3 separate regions of the Mus musculus genome follow, and regions 2 and 3 are each linked to region 1. Evidence: chromatin loops called from intact Hi-C (ENCODE). Cell type or tissue: heart. All regions are shown on one strand. Links, peaks and the distances in the headings refer to the core of each region. The heading gives the core; the rest is flanking DNA.

What was found. Peaks named below come from ENCODE experiments on the same cell type or tissue, not always from the same donor. Only the 100,000 strongest peaks of a DNase experiment are listed, where the experiment ranks them.
Region 2: a loop joins it to region 1, with 2.7 times the contacts of the local background. A loop is called at or near these places in 4 of 42 quality-filtered maps.
Region 3: a loop joins it to region 1, with 2.2 times the contacts of the local background. A loop is called at or near these places in 2 of 42 quality-filtered maps.

Annotation. Positions count from the first base shown.
Region 1 is chr8:35,374,131-35,378,899 of GRCm38, forward strand. Ppp1r3b (protein phosphatase 1, regulatory subunit 3B) reads left to right here and starts at 2,532. Exons shown (of 2, transcript NM_001364452.1): 1 at 2,532-2,623. In heart, for the core only: a CTCF peak has its summit at 2,383 (motif pointing left); DNase peaks (open chromatin) are centred at 1,521, 2,461 and 4,361; H3K4me3 peaks cover 3,455 bases; H3K27ac peaks cover 3,470 bases.
Region 2 is chr8:35,203,157-35,207,925 of GRCm38, forward strand. No RefSeq gene overlaps it. Among named protein-coding and RNA genes, the nearest start is that of Gm34474, 13 kb to the right of the region's middle. In heart, for the core only: a CTCF peak has its summit at 2,687 (motif pointing left); DNase peaks (open chromatin) are centred at 2,665 and 3,345; H3K4me3 peaks cover 1,204 bases; H3K27ac peaks cover 2,192 bases.
Region 3 is chr8:34,881,608-34,886,376 of GRCm38, forward strand. The region is part of intron 5 of Tnks (tankyrase, TRF1-interacting ankyrin-related ADP-ribose polymerase); the gene reads right to left. Among named protein-coding and RNA genes, the nearest start is that of Dusp4, 76 kb to the left of the region's middle. In heart, for the core only: a CTCF peak has its summit at 2,145 (motif pointing right); no DNase peak of the experiment used is centred there.

The sequences.
Region 1 (4,769 bases), core at 491-4,490:
CATATCAAAGGAAACATGGTCATTAGGTTCTTCTAATGCCCTACCCCAACCAGAACTTCTCAGCCCAGGGACTGGGTTGCCCTTCCCCAAGCTGCCCTTCCCTATAAAAGCTGTCTAGGCATTTTTGTTACTTGAGTCTTTTCATTTACCCTTTATCCTCCTGGTCTTTTGGTCTCTCCTCTCCCCTCCCTCCTCTCCTCACGTAGCCTAGCTCAGGGTCACATTTGCTCTGGACTCTCCCAGATGTCTCTGCCTATGGCTATGTTCTCCTTCACATCTACAATCAACCTTCTCCACTGGACCCAGTAGCCATGTGTCTCCCCCGACCCCATCTTCCCCTCCTTCCTTCCCTCCCTTCCTCCCTCCCCTCCTCCTCCTCCTCCTCCTCCTCTTCCTCCTTCTCCTCCTCCTTCTTCTTCTCTCTTCTCTCTCTCTCTCTCTCTCTCTCTCTCTCTCTCTCTCTCTCTCTCTCTCTCTTTCACTGAGTTCAAGGACAACCTGGTCTACAGAGTGAGTTCTAGGATAGCCAGGGCTACACACAAAAGCCTTGTCAAAAAAACCAAAAAAACCAAAAACTTAACAAAAAAAGTCAGTAAGTGGTGGTGCGTGCCTATAACCCAGGAAGGCTATGAGTTTGCAGCTAGCCTGTACTACAGGGTTAAGTTGGAGATCAGCTGGAGCTATGTAATAAGAGGCTGTTTCAAAACAGAAAGGGCGGGTGGTAGATTTGTTTGTTTTAGTGTGTTGACTTAACACTTTGTAAAGTTGGCAATCCTGTATCAATTAGCAACTTCCCAAATTTTCACTAGTCATTAAAGGTAGAAAACCATGAGCCTACCTCACTCAAGTGGCTGCTCAGGGCCATAGGTTTCCCAAGAGGAATCCTTGTTTCCTAAAGTGTTCAGACCCTGTATAGAACTCCAGGCTACTGTATGGACCGAAGTCAGGCTGTTTCCTAAACACACCCACCTTACTAATCCTCTCTCACCTGTGCAGTACTGTGAGCATGAGAGTCATGCTCTTCTGCCAGATAACATCGCTAAGGGAAAGATTTTGCTAGAGTAACAGCCACAAAAGCAAGATCCAGTGAATGCTTGGGACACTACTGCTGCAGATAAAATCAAAATGGGGAGAGAACACTTGCTTCTGGGCATTCTGAGAAGGTCATGGCCATCTGTGAACCCTGGGGCTTTTTGTCCTAAGAGGGCGGGAGAAGGAGGGGCCAAAGGAAAGACAACACTGCCTTCCACACTTGGGAGTCTACCATCTAGCTAGAACTTTGTTAGCAGTGGGGAACTTTGCACACAGCCTGTGCTCCTCAGTCCGTCTCTCTACAGCCGGACCTTCTACCGTAGGAAATCGCCTCCACCCCTTGGCATGGGTACCCCGGTTCCTGATGAAATTGTGACCCGCTGTCCCCTTCCCAGATCCTGGACTCCAGCCCTGTCACTCGCCACACACTGCAGATCACGTGGTAGAGTGCTGTTCGCCCCAAGTGTAGCTATTGGTCTGCGGCTCATGTCCCGGAAGCTCATTGGCTGAGTCCTGCGTTCACGTGGGGGTGGGGGTAAGGTGGTCTTGGATAGCACCCTTAGTGGGGAGAGGTGGCTGGAAAGTTAAAGTGAGCCACAGATTGCTGGAGCTGGAATCCAGAGTGCTGCAATCCAGTGAGCAGGTGAGAGGGCTGCTGTTGCGTGGACCAAGCCGAGTGCCTGCCCCACTTTTGCCGTCGTGGTTGCTGTCACTGTCACCCAGCTCAGATGGTGGGGCGGGCTGAAGGGTCTCCCCTCCGTACTCAAGAGTGGTACCGGGTACGTACCTCCTCAAGCCTCTAGTTCAAGGTCCAGAGCCAGGAAATCTGCGGTGAGGGGCACGCGGGGGAGTTCTCCGACACTTACCATTTGTCCCACTAACACTGACTCCCAGGTAGTAGAATCCCCTAGCTGGGCTCGGGTGGCTTGTCGCTTCAGCGTGCAGAAACATCTCAGGCACCGGAGCTGGGATGGAGCCTAGAGGGGACCCCCGAGATCCCTAAGCGAGTTAGCCTGCGAAACGTGTCCTGAACAGAAAGGATGTCTCGAGTCCTAACGTGGCACATCCCCAACCTGAGATGTGACACTTTGGAAGATAATTCTAGTTTTTTGTGGCAGAATCTGGAGTCCAAATACAAGCTCCCGGGGCTTCAGTTTCCCGTTACGAAATAGACGCGAGAAACCCGTGTCCCAGCCCTGACTCCATCAAGTAGTGCGGACCAGTCCCTACTACTCCCCACTTAGGTTCAGATCTCCTTTTGCTGCACACAGGCAAGAGGCACACGCTGTGTCGTCTCGGGTCTCGGAAGGCAATGGGCTCGAGGCGAGCTCCACCCGGGAACGGGGCAGCCCGCGTGGGGGTGCTCGCGAGGCGCTGCCCCCATCTGGGCTGTCCCGCCGCCAGGTCCCGCCCTGATGTGATAACTTGGGCTCCTCCTCCTTGTTCGTCTCCGGGAACTAAGCCCAGGCCCTACCCCCGGGACACCCCGACGCTCACGTAGTTCAGTGGCAGCAATCAACCCTGACACTTCTCTCAGGCTCTCCCATGAGGCCAGCGAGCAGCGGCCCCGGCTGCGGCGCCGCCGGGAGAGGTAGGTGCAGACCCAGTCTAAGCTGGGGCGAGGGCGGGTGCAGGCACACCCTGTGTCTGGTGGGATGGGGACTCGCTGACCTTCCCCCAGGGACTTGTTCACAGCTACCGTTTTGAACCCAGAGGAGAGGCTCTGAACCGGACGGCAGCTTCAGAACAGGGGATGGCAGGCCCACGGGGAAACAGAGAAAGTTGAAAAAGACTTGAGTGGGGGAACTTGCAGAGTTGCTGGAATGTGGCCCTGTCTCAGCTTGCGGGTCCAGGAGAAAGAAAGGCTTCTTCAGCCTAGGCAGGGAAGGAACTGGTCCCTTTGGCAAGAACGTCCAGGAGCCAGGGAGAAAGTAGAGACAGCTGAAGTAAACTAGGGCCATTTAGGGGAAAGTTAGTAGAAAGAGAAGCATCGGGGCCCTATTAGCAACCTTGAAGGTCAAAGCTGCAAGTGACCTCAGAAGAAACCCTTAAACCCGGAGAGTTCTTCGTTTGTTAAAGCTCAGCTGGGCAGAGGCCTTCTTAGGCCTGAGCTTCTTGCTGTCTTTGGCCCTTATTAGCTGGTGTGGGCTGCCTCATTCAAAGCTACCTGACTGCTCATTATGCGGCCCTATTCAAAAACATTTCTCTTCAAGGATTGAGGGGTGTATACATTAAAACTGTAATAATTAGGGTCTGTATACAAAAGGGGGCCAATGTCAACTTCATACATATAAAAGTATCAGCTAGACATTTGGGGAGAGAACCGAGATTTGCTGAAAGGGGGGGGGAGGAGTGGATGGTGGTGTCTTGAATTGGTTGAGGATATTTATCTAATGTAGTGTTGCGGTGGGTTATTGTTAACTTGGTTTTGACATCAGCGAGGAAGAGTTGCAGAAAGAAGGTCTCAGTCAGAAACTCAGTCGCTCAACTGCCTGAAGCTAGGCAGGTTGTGGGTTTTGGTTTTTTTTGTTTTGTTTTGTTTTGTTTTGTTTTTTGTTTTTTTTGGTTTTTGGTTTTTTTTTTTTTTTTTGGTTTTTTGTTTTTGTTTTTCTGTTCAGACTTGTCAAGCTTAAAAGAAATATTACTGGCCTTCTAAGGCTGGCAGCATCTTGAAAGACCACATTATTTCAGTAGGACACAGAAGGTATTTCTGCAAGCGTCCCAAACCTGGCCCAAGCTCTCTTCAGAGGCAGTTGACTTCTGAGGCACCCACGTGAAAGCAGGGTGTGTGATTGTTCTTGGGAAACAGCTCCTTAGGCTCCTGGGATCCTGTCCTGCAACTGTGTCCAGGTCCTGTGTCGCTTTACCGGCTCAAATGTGCATCGGTGGTCTCTGCTACTGCCTGTTTCCTCGGTAGAAGGAAAGCCTGGGGCAGTGTTGGAGACAGAATAAGGACTTCAGTACATACACGAGTGTGTGGCTGTGAAGATGTTTCCTCAAGCACCTGTCCAGCTGCCTTCCTTTAGGGGACTTAACTATTGGTGGACTGTCTCGGTTTCTGGAAAGTACTTCTAAGTGGCCATCATCACTGTCACAGTCCTGTTGAGACATCCATAGCTGAGAGTCAGGAAAGCTAAACTCACACAAGCACTTTACTACACCAGTTCTTGGATGAGCATGAGGTTAATAAAAGCTGGAATGTTCTGTGAGGACAACCCACTGCCACATCGCACCCTTGATAGAGGCCACAAGGGTAAATGTCCTTAACCTGTAATGATGATGATACCCAGAGGGAAAAAAAGAAGGGTTTCCAAGCCAGGACTGCTTACGCAATTCCGCAGGGCAGGAGTCCCAGTGGTAACTCCTGGGCTATCAGAAGAACCTCACTCACATTTGCCTCTCATGGAAGAATCTTGCAAAAAAAAAGTTCTTGAAAATGTTATTGGGACTGTCTCCTGAGCTCAGGCTCTGAATAGAAACTTGTCTCTCCACCGTCAATTCAGCTCGTTCTTACAGTTTAATAATAAAGGGAGCTGCCATGGTGAGTTTACATGCTAGGCTCCAATAGTACAACTTCACCAATGGCCTCAGCTCCCGAGCCTGCGGGACTAGAACACAAGAGTGTGCTCTCCTGGGTGGTAAGTGGGCAGCAGAGTCTTTAGCATGCTTTGGTATTCCGCCTCCACTTGAGAATTTCCCACCATTTTCTACCAAGCTGCTTCAGAGAAACCTTTCAG
Region 2 (4,769 bases), core at 212-4,211, 170 kb before region 1:
TGAGGAGGCCAAAGCTGGCGGAGCAGAACCGTAGGATGCTCTTCTTGTCTCAGGCAGTGCAGAGGAGCAGGCTGCAGACTCCCTAAACTGTGGTCTCTGGGGATAGGGAGAAGCTTACAGCTACTTTCTCTGAAAGGTCTCTGGGGATAGGGAGTAGCTTACAGCTACTTTCTCTGAAACAAGAACAGGTAGTTGGTGACTACTTTAGCACCTATGTACTTAATTTTTATCATTTAGTGAGAATCTTTCCCTTCCTTCCTCCCTACCTCCCTTCCTTCCTCCCTCCCTCCCTTCCTTCCTCCCTTCCTTCCTTCCTCCCTATCTTTCCTTCTTTCTTTCCTTTCCTTTCCTTTCCTTTCTTCCTTCCTTCCTTTCTTCCTTTCTCTCTCTCTCTCTCTCTCTCTCTCTCTCTCTCTCTCTCTCTCTCTTTCCTTCTTTCTTTCAATCAGAGCTTAGTGCACCTTTGCTAATTTTTCTCAGAAAATCCTGAAGTCAAAGGAACGGCAACCCAGTTTCCAGACCTTTGTCTCAGCCTTGCAATCACCTCTAGGCATTCTGGGTAAGCAGACAAACAAGCACGAGGCTGGGCGAGCAGGAACCACCCCACCGATTTCCTTTTTCAGACTTTCTTCATCAGGGAATTAGGACAACAGCGACTTAACAACAAGGGTTTGGTCTCCATAAAATTATTAATGTCACTTGAAAATACAGTAAGTTGAAAATTCACTGCGTACAGTTAAAGCAATCAGGTCACGGTAGAGCTTTCTTTCTTCCTGTCAGGGCAACAAGGCTGATGGGAGCTGAAGCTTCCTGCCCCACCCAACACGTAGAGGAGAGCCATTAAAAAGTCAAGATATGGTGTCTCCTGAATGGACATTTCATTCTTGCTACAGGAATAATAGTGATAATAATAATAATAATGTCAAATCATTAAAATTCAGAAGCCTGAGTAGTCATCAATTTATATTAATAAAGGTTGAAAACTCAGCCCCACACGAAGATAATCATAGACCATGGAAACTAAATGGGACAACAGGGTTCAGTTAGTCCCCCTCGCCCACATTTCACAAGGTGGATACAGACAGGAAGATATGCTGAGCTCAAACAGCAAAAGACTTGGTGGAATCCTGCAGCTATTTCCTCTAGAGGACAGAGACACAGTTTAAGGTCCTTTTTAAATAGCCACCATTTTCCAGTTTGGCTCTTTAGCAGCAGGACAGCAAGCAGAAGGACGGGCACAGAAGTGAGGCGAGCACTTTGAAGCGACAGGCACAAAGGGAGAGGGGCGTGAGGAGGCCACCTGAGCTTAGTTAGATAAATTCCTCTCTAAGCAAATCCTCACAGACAGGAAAGGGCATAAAATATTTATGTATGAATGGATATATTGAGTTGCTCATGCCTTTTTAAAAATGTCGTAATGTATGGATGCAGTTATATATCTTAATTGCTAATTCAATAAACATTATTAGCATCTACTAGACTAAACCCGTAGGGATTAGAGTAAAAGTGAGGATATAAATATTCATAACGAGAAGGGCAAACATTCACTGACGGTTATGCTTGATAGGCTGGACAAGCCTTGGCTTATTTACCCAGAACACTAAGTATGGTTCTTTCCCCACTTTATAGGTGAGGAAATGGAGACTTAGGGAGTGACGGAACCTGCCCGTGGTGGCAGAGCTGGAAGGTCTCAGGGCAGGTGGGTGGCAGAGCTGGAGGACGGTAGAGCTGAGGGTCTGACTCGGACTAGTGGGGTCCCTAACCATTAGGCTCAAGAAGCTTACATGAGAACTCTTCCCCACGAATTTGGACTAGACTAGGTGGAACTCATCCGAGCAAACATCACTCCCGCCAGGTCAAGACTCACAATGAAGGGAAGAAAAAAAATGAGGTAGGGGTCTTCAAATGGAAGAATGGAAAGGAAGGCTTCGGGGAGGAGGAACTCACAGGCAGGGGTGAGCAACGCAGGTGAGAGGAACGTGGGAAAGTGCACCTTAGAAACGGTGGGGCGGGGCTTAGCAGCCGCAAGCAACACATGCTAAGAAATGATGCGAGGGTTGGACTGCTCACATCCCAAGGGAATCAGCGCGTCTTGAGTTCAGTGTAAGAGGAACATGTCTTGATGCAACGAGGATGGAGCAAGATCTGGAGATGACAAGGTCACTAGTGGCCACTGGAGCGCCTCTTCATGGAAGCAGGCAGCGCGGCTGTCTGTCTGTCTAGCCTTCGAGTTGTGAGCTGCCAAGAGCTGCGGAAGCTGCAGAAAATAATTCATCTTTCCTTCCCATTCCCTTGGGTTTTAGCGACTCTGGAGTCTGGAGATCAGCAATAGACTACAACCAGGAGGTCTGTAAGGAAGGGGAGGCGTGACCAAGGAGAGGCTGGCTCCTAAAGGAAGCGTTTCTGTCCAACGTTTCTGTGTAGTGAGTCTGCCTTCAGAGAGCTGAGTGCTTGTTTAGCTAAGTCATAGTTTTCACACTAAGGACCATGAACCAGGCTAAACCACAGACACCAGCCAGCTGCATGACCCCGGTGCCTCTGGCAATGGCTGTTCATCTTTTCTAGTTTGCAGCGTGGGTTTTGTCTCATTCCCACTTCCTGCCCCTAATTCCTCTCTAACCTCCTGCTGTTTCCTCTGTTCCTGAGGGTTACCCATGTCATTCCTCACACGTTGGAAGCGCAGCGCCCCCTTGTGATTATGACCACTTACCTTGGACACTCTCAGAAAGCTGAACAAAGCAAAGAACTGTGGCTCCACCTCAAAAACTCGCAGCCTTGTCCTACCAGCTCCCCAAAACCATTAGCGCCACTGAATCGATTTTATTTACTAAAGTTTAAGATCCACTGTCCTGGGAACGGAGATCCTGGGAGCATAGCAGCTCAGAAGAAGGCCCAGTGACAGCCGTGGACACGCCTCCACTCTTCCCGTTTTACATCTCAGATGTGTTTCCCTTACCAGGGATCAGTTTCTGAGGATGGAAATGGCGTCTCCAGCTCCCAGAGCCCAGGGGACATTTATTAGATACTGTGAAGATGACTTATTGTTAAAGGGTCCCCTTCCCTTCTTTCTTTCTTTTTCTTCTTCCTTCTCTACTGCACCCCTCCCCCCCAGCCCTGGTTGGCATTGAGCATAAAACATAGGTTTTAGAAAGCGGTTAATGTTTAAAGGGGAACTCATCAGGTTAGGCAGGGCATGGGCAGGTTGCTCAACTGACAAACAAATCCACCTGCTTTGTTGCTCCCTAAGCTAACAGGAAGCAGCCAGGAGATGGTCACTCACCCAGCAGTGGCTCACACCACCTGGCAAGCCACCGACAGGGCGACAGCACAGCGTGCTGCAATAGCAAGAGGCTATAAATAGACTTTTCTAAGAAGCTGCGGGCTGGTGCTGGACAGGCCTGATGCGGAGGCCTGGTGTGTTGCCCTTCAAACAGATAGGGAACAGTTCTAGAAGGACACTATAGAATGTAAGCCTCCTCCCAGTCCCTCTTCTTTCCTATTTTGTTACCTATGCCTGAGAGTCTCCATTGGGCTCCTAATTGCTGGTTCCTAGCTTAACAATACTGGAGACAAGGGCAGAAATCCCTTGGTAGGTCTTCATGAGGGGAGCCTCGTTCTTATTGCCCCATACTTGTCTAGCTTCTTACTCCTTATGCATGACCCTCTCTGTTGGTCGACTGATGTCCTTCTCGCCTTTTCCACAAGACTAATTCCCCTACTCCTCCATTTGTTCATGTTTTCCCTGTTTGGACTCTTTGAATGCATTCCCCTTTGTTTATAATTGTGGTCTGCATTTTAAGCACATACACCGGTTCTTTACAGACCAAATACATGCATGTCTACCAGTCTGTGTGAAATATAAGAAAAGCTTACTTTTCATGGATAACCTGTGATAAACAAACATGAGCAGGAGTTTTATATTCTTCCCTGCCCACCACCAGGTCATTTTGCAGATTCTGTAGCGGATATCACTGAGCACAGTACCAGATCACTGCTGGGCTCTTGAGGTTGGTTCCAAGTCATGCATTTATCCACTCATTCATCATTTTAAGTGACTACTGTGCTCAAGCCCTGGGCTAGGCTTGGGAGCTAATAGGAAGGAGGCCCAACCTCTATTGCTCGGGAGCTCAGACTGTGGGAAGAGAGGTACACATAAAATAACTCCTTAAAGGGAGAAGAGAGAAATAACTGCCCATGAGAGTCAGGAGAAGCCTCACAGAGGATTATTTGTACTGTGGTGAAAGAAGAGTGGGGGTTTGCTCTGTTATGAAATGGAGAGAGGCCCTTCTAGCACAGGGAATGCAAGGGCACAAAGGTGAAGGAGGAGACAAAGGAGGAGGAGGAGGGGAGAAGGGAGGAGGGAGAAGGAGGAGGAGGAGGGAGAAGGGAGAAGGGAGAAGGAGGAGGGAGAAGGAGAAGGGAGGAGGGAGGAGGAGGAGGGAGGAGGGAGAAGAAGGGAGGAGGGAGAAGGAGAAGGGAGGAGGGAGAAAAAGAGGGAGGAGGGAGAAGGAGAAGGGAGGAGGGACCATGTATTGAGAAGCTATAAGCAGGTTACTAGACAGGCGGGACATGCAATACAGTGACACAGACAAGCACTGGAATGAATAGCTAAGGCCAGATCATGCAGACCCTTATCTACAGTGTCATTAAATCCAGCTTTCATTCCGAAGTTAGTGTGCGTCACGGATTTGTCAAACTCTGCTCTTTCCCAAGTGGCTTTTAACCCGTATCTCCAGAGTTCCCGGGAAGGAAGGCCCTGCCATTGACTT
Region 3 (4,769 bases), core at 212-4,211, 490 kb before region 1:
ATTAAGTCAGAAGTACAAAAGGTAAATGATAGATTTAGCGCTTCTAAACTTTCTAGTCTGCATATTGAATCAAGCATTTTAACTGTTTATACATGCTATATATAGTTTTCAGTCTTGCTACCAATGTCATTCTTAAAACAGAAACACATTTTTAGCTAGTTACTGAAAATATTCCTTTAAAAGGTGCATTATAGACATTTTCTATACTTTCAGAAACTGGCATTATAATTTCAATTTAATTGAATCATTGAAATTATGACTATTCATGCAAAAACCAGCAGAAGGCTTTTCCAAAACTTAAATCTTTGAGTAAAATAGGCCCAGATGATATGCTGACTACCTGCAAACCCCCTTAAACTCATACGCTGAAGTCCACAAATAAGGCTTCACGGACTCCTGTGAAGGAATGTGTGCCCTAAAGAGAGACAAGCCCTTGCCCTCAGTCTAGCCTATGAGCACCTGGTAAGAAAGCACCCAAAATACACTCATCAGCAATCAAACACAGTGGCACCTTGACCTTGCACTTGATAGCCTCTCAAACTGTGAGAAAGAAATGTTTGGTCCTTCTATGCTATGCTATCAATGCCACGACAGTCAAATGTGAAGAAGACACCTGGGAAGTGGTATAATGCTGGACTGAGAAATCAGTAGCTTACATTGTGCCTGGCCAGGCAACTGCTTAAGAATGCTAGCTCAGCCAGATGTGGCGGCAAGCACCTTTAATTCAAGCACTAGTAGGTGGAGAAAGGAGGATTTCTGTGAGTTGGGGGAAGCCTGGTCTACATAGCCAAGTCTAGGTCAGCCAGGGTTGTACAGTTAAGTCCCTGTCTCTAAAATAAAGGGTAGGAGCACAACAGTTTAGAAAGAACTGACTTAATTAACCCAAGTTCAATTCTTAGCACCCATTTGGAAGCTCACACCATCTGTAATTCTGGTTCCAGGGGATTAAATTTCCTCTTCTTGTCTCTGTGGGTACACAGATATGCATGTAGGTAAAACACCCATCCATACACCTAACAACAACATTTTAAACTATTAAAGTAAAAGCTACTTCATCCTGGAGCTTGTAGGGGCAGGAAAGTGAAAACAAGTAGGCCGTCTAACAGAGCAACAGGCTCCAGGGTCACCGAGACCCGGTCTCAGGAATAAAGAGAGAGCAAACAGTACCCACCATCCTCTAGTGTCCATGAGTGCACATAGTACACATGCACAAACATGCACACACAGCCTCACATACATTCACAATTCTTACATTCATCTTAGCTCTTCATTGTGTTCTTATTGCTTCTCAACACATTTCTATTAGACACAGGTTCATCCTGGAAGAAATGTCTGCAGAATGTAGAATGTGTCACTAACTGCCCATTCTGTTCAAGCCAGACTTGTGCCAAGGCATAATGGTTGAGGGGTGCTTCAGACTATCTTCATCATGTACTGTTGAATGATTTGTACAGGCAGGAGAGAAAAACCCTTCAACTTAGATTCTAACAATCTGGAGGACAGCTGTTGAAGCAGCACTTTGGAGCACAACTTCTAAATAAACTGTGAAAATGAATCACACGGGCAAGTGACTTAGCACTCACTCCCCTCTCATCACTCCAGGGATGTGGATGGCTGTGGACACAGCAGGAAGCTGAGTTCGGCCTTACCAGCTATCTCCAACATTCCGTCCCCTTCCACTACAAACTATTTTCTTAGTGAGAAAACTTGCATGGCTGACACAGTTACTAATAACACCACAGAAACATTGCATTTGACAAAAGAGATCGTTTCAGTAAAAGTAATTCTCTAAAGAAAATCAAAAAAGCATTTTCAAGTCCTTATTGTTACTGAAATGAATATACACAAGCATAAAGATTGTATATACTGAATCCCAACAGAAACATGTAAGAAAAATTGCTCTAAGGGATTTCTGCATTATGGTGGGGGTACACAGCTCAGCAAGAGCTGCCCTACAGAAGTGCTTTGATTAGATTCACAATTAACATTCAGGACTTGAAGAGTTCCCTGATGCAGACTTAATGAATTCTGACCTTCTGTGATCCCAAATAACATCTCAACCATGAGCCACAGAACTAGAGATTTGGAAAATGGTATGATCTTTATCTACCAAAATGTGGTGAGAATGAGGATGACAACAGAGGGCAGTAAAGGCCAGAGAAGCCATGTTCATGTTCCTAGACAATGCTGACACCTTCAGACAGTGGAAGAGGGCTGACATAACTGTTTCCAGAAACCATGTTGTTTAGTTGCCATGACCAAAAAGCAAGTTGGTGAAGAAACACTTACACTCTGAAACACCTCCCACAAAGACTTTATTTACCTCAGTGATGAAGTGAAGTCTTTTTTTCTAATCACTGCTAATTTCTTAGCTCCAGCTGACCAGCAAAGCTAAGTCTTGTGTTAGTAGTTCTGGTATCTTGTTAATCACAGCTGATTCTTCAGCCCTAGCTAACCAGATCCACAGAATTTTAATTCAAAATAACAAAGGACCCTGACAGCCTTTAAACTTCCTCTGAAATTTCACAAGCCAGACCTCCATCATCTGCATTGCTCTTAACAATCTTATCTTCCAAGATACCAGAGAACATTCCACAAAGCTCTTAACACTCAATGGCTCTTCTAGCTCAAAGTTCAAAAGTCCTTTTACAATCCTCCCCAAAACATGGTCAGGTCTGTCACAGCAATACCCCACTACACTAGTATCCATTTGTCTTAGGGTTTCTATTGCTGCAATGAAAACACCATGACCAAAAGGCAAGTCAGGAGGAAAGGGTTTATTTGGCTGGCATTTCCACATTGCTGTTCATCATTGGAAAAAGTCAGGACAGGAACTCAAGCAGGGCTGGAATCTGGGGCAGGAGCTGATGCAGAGGCCATGGAGTGGTGCTGCAAGCTGGCTTGCTTCCCACTGCTTGTCCAGCCTAATTTCTTATAGAACCAGGACCCACTAACCTAGGCATTCTGGTAATATATTAAAACTTGATATGACCATGTAACTGATAACAGCATCTGGTCACTTAGCTTTAAGTCCTTACTTTTCCTCATAATACCATCACCTCAAAAATGTACATGAATGAAGCTGGGGTTTTTTGGTATTTTTGCCAAGAGGGGAAAATACTCTAAGACACAAATTCAAAACAGATGAATGTATCTTAAGAAGTGAATATATCTGGGTGGTATTTTAAATCCTCAAGTCTTCCAGGTGGCTATGAACAGGTAATTCTCAGCAGCCATGTGAAAGAAGCTTTGCCTAAATAGAGGAGAAGGAGGAGGAGGAGGAGGAGGAGGAGGAGGAGGAGGGGGGGGGGAGGGGGGGTGGGGGGGAGAAGAGGAGAAGAAGAAGAAGAAGAAGAAGAAGAAGAAGAAGAAGAAGAAGAAGAAGAAGAAGAAGAAGAAGAAGAAGAAGAAGAACAACAACAACAACAACAACAACAACAACAACAACAACAACAACAACCACCACCAGCACAGCCTTCTTCCAGTTAGGGATTCCAGATCTACTCCTTTGAAATGGAGTGGCCAACAGCAGGGTTACTCAGGTAGCTCTGTGCTCTGCAGCACAAGAAAGGACACTGGGATGGGATGTTACCTGGAGATGGGACAGTAACATCTGTGAGGCCTAGTCAGTTTCAGCTGCTTCCAGGCTTGTCTGGGAACTCAAGTATTAAGCCTTGGATCTCTTCTTGTGACTGTTACCATTCCTCATGGCAGCTGAATACAAAGAGAGACAATTCCAAAAACCGGTAGCCAGGCTAGACCAGGGCTTTTCTAGAATAGACCCCAGTTCCTCTCTAATGTATCGATCAAAGTAGTCCCCAGCTAAAATCAAAGTCAATGCAGGAGGGAAACAGAAAGGCCTAGGTAAGAGACATAGGTCACTGGTGGGCTTCAAAGTCATACTCCGACAAGCAATGAGTGAGTGCATGAAATCCTGCTAAATGTGGTGAAATCCTGCTATATGAGGGAGGGAAGAGACTGGTGAGGGAGAATTCGAAATTCTATGTACAGCAGGACAAATGCATCCAACCCCAAACTTAAATCAGATTTTTAAAAAAGTAATTACACTAATTCTTTCTTCCCTCTGCGCTTTACTGAACACAGTTTATGGAATTCAAATCAACATTAACATAATGGCATTATTTCCAGCCATATATTAATTTTTAATGTCCAAGTATATTCAAAGACCTCAGAAATGTATCAAAGGAGTAGAGATTTGATGTGCTGTGGTTACAGTGTGTGCTCAAACTGTCCCATGTACTTGATCCACATTATTTCACCTAACCCTCTCTAATGTCTTGTGCACAGGAAACAAATAACATTATGAATAAGTGGGAAACTCCAGTCACACTGTGGAAATGAAGATCCAAGGACATAAACCAATCTCTCCAGTCTTATAGTCTATTCCCTCTTTCAAGTTTATCATATGTTTTCTTCATGGTGTTTTCAAGACATAATATTAAATTCCACATTGGGGGCTCAGTGGTTAAGAGCACTGGCTCCTCTTCCAGAGGACCTGGGTTCAATTCCCAGCACCCACGCTGTAGCTGACAACTGTCTGTTCCAGGGGATCTGGTACCATCACACAAACACACATGCAGGTAAACATCAATGTACATAAAACAAAAATAAAATTTTAAAATTCTACATTGTTTCTCATTGATCTACATATAAAATAATTTTTTAAAGATTTATTTCATTTGTATTTGTGTCATGTTAGCTGTATGAGCATATGTACATAACATCTAGGTGGTATTTGTGGAGACCAA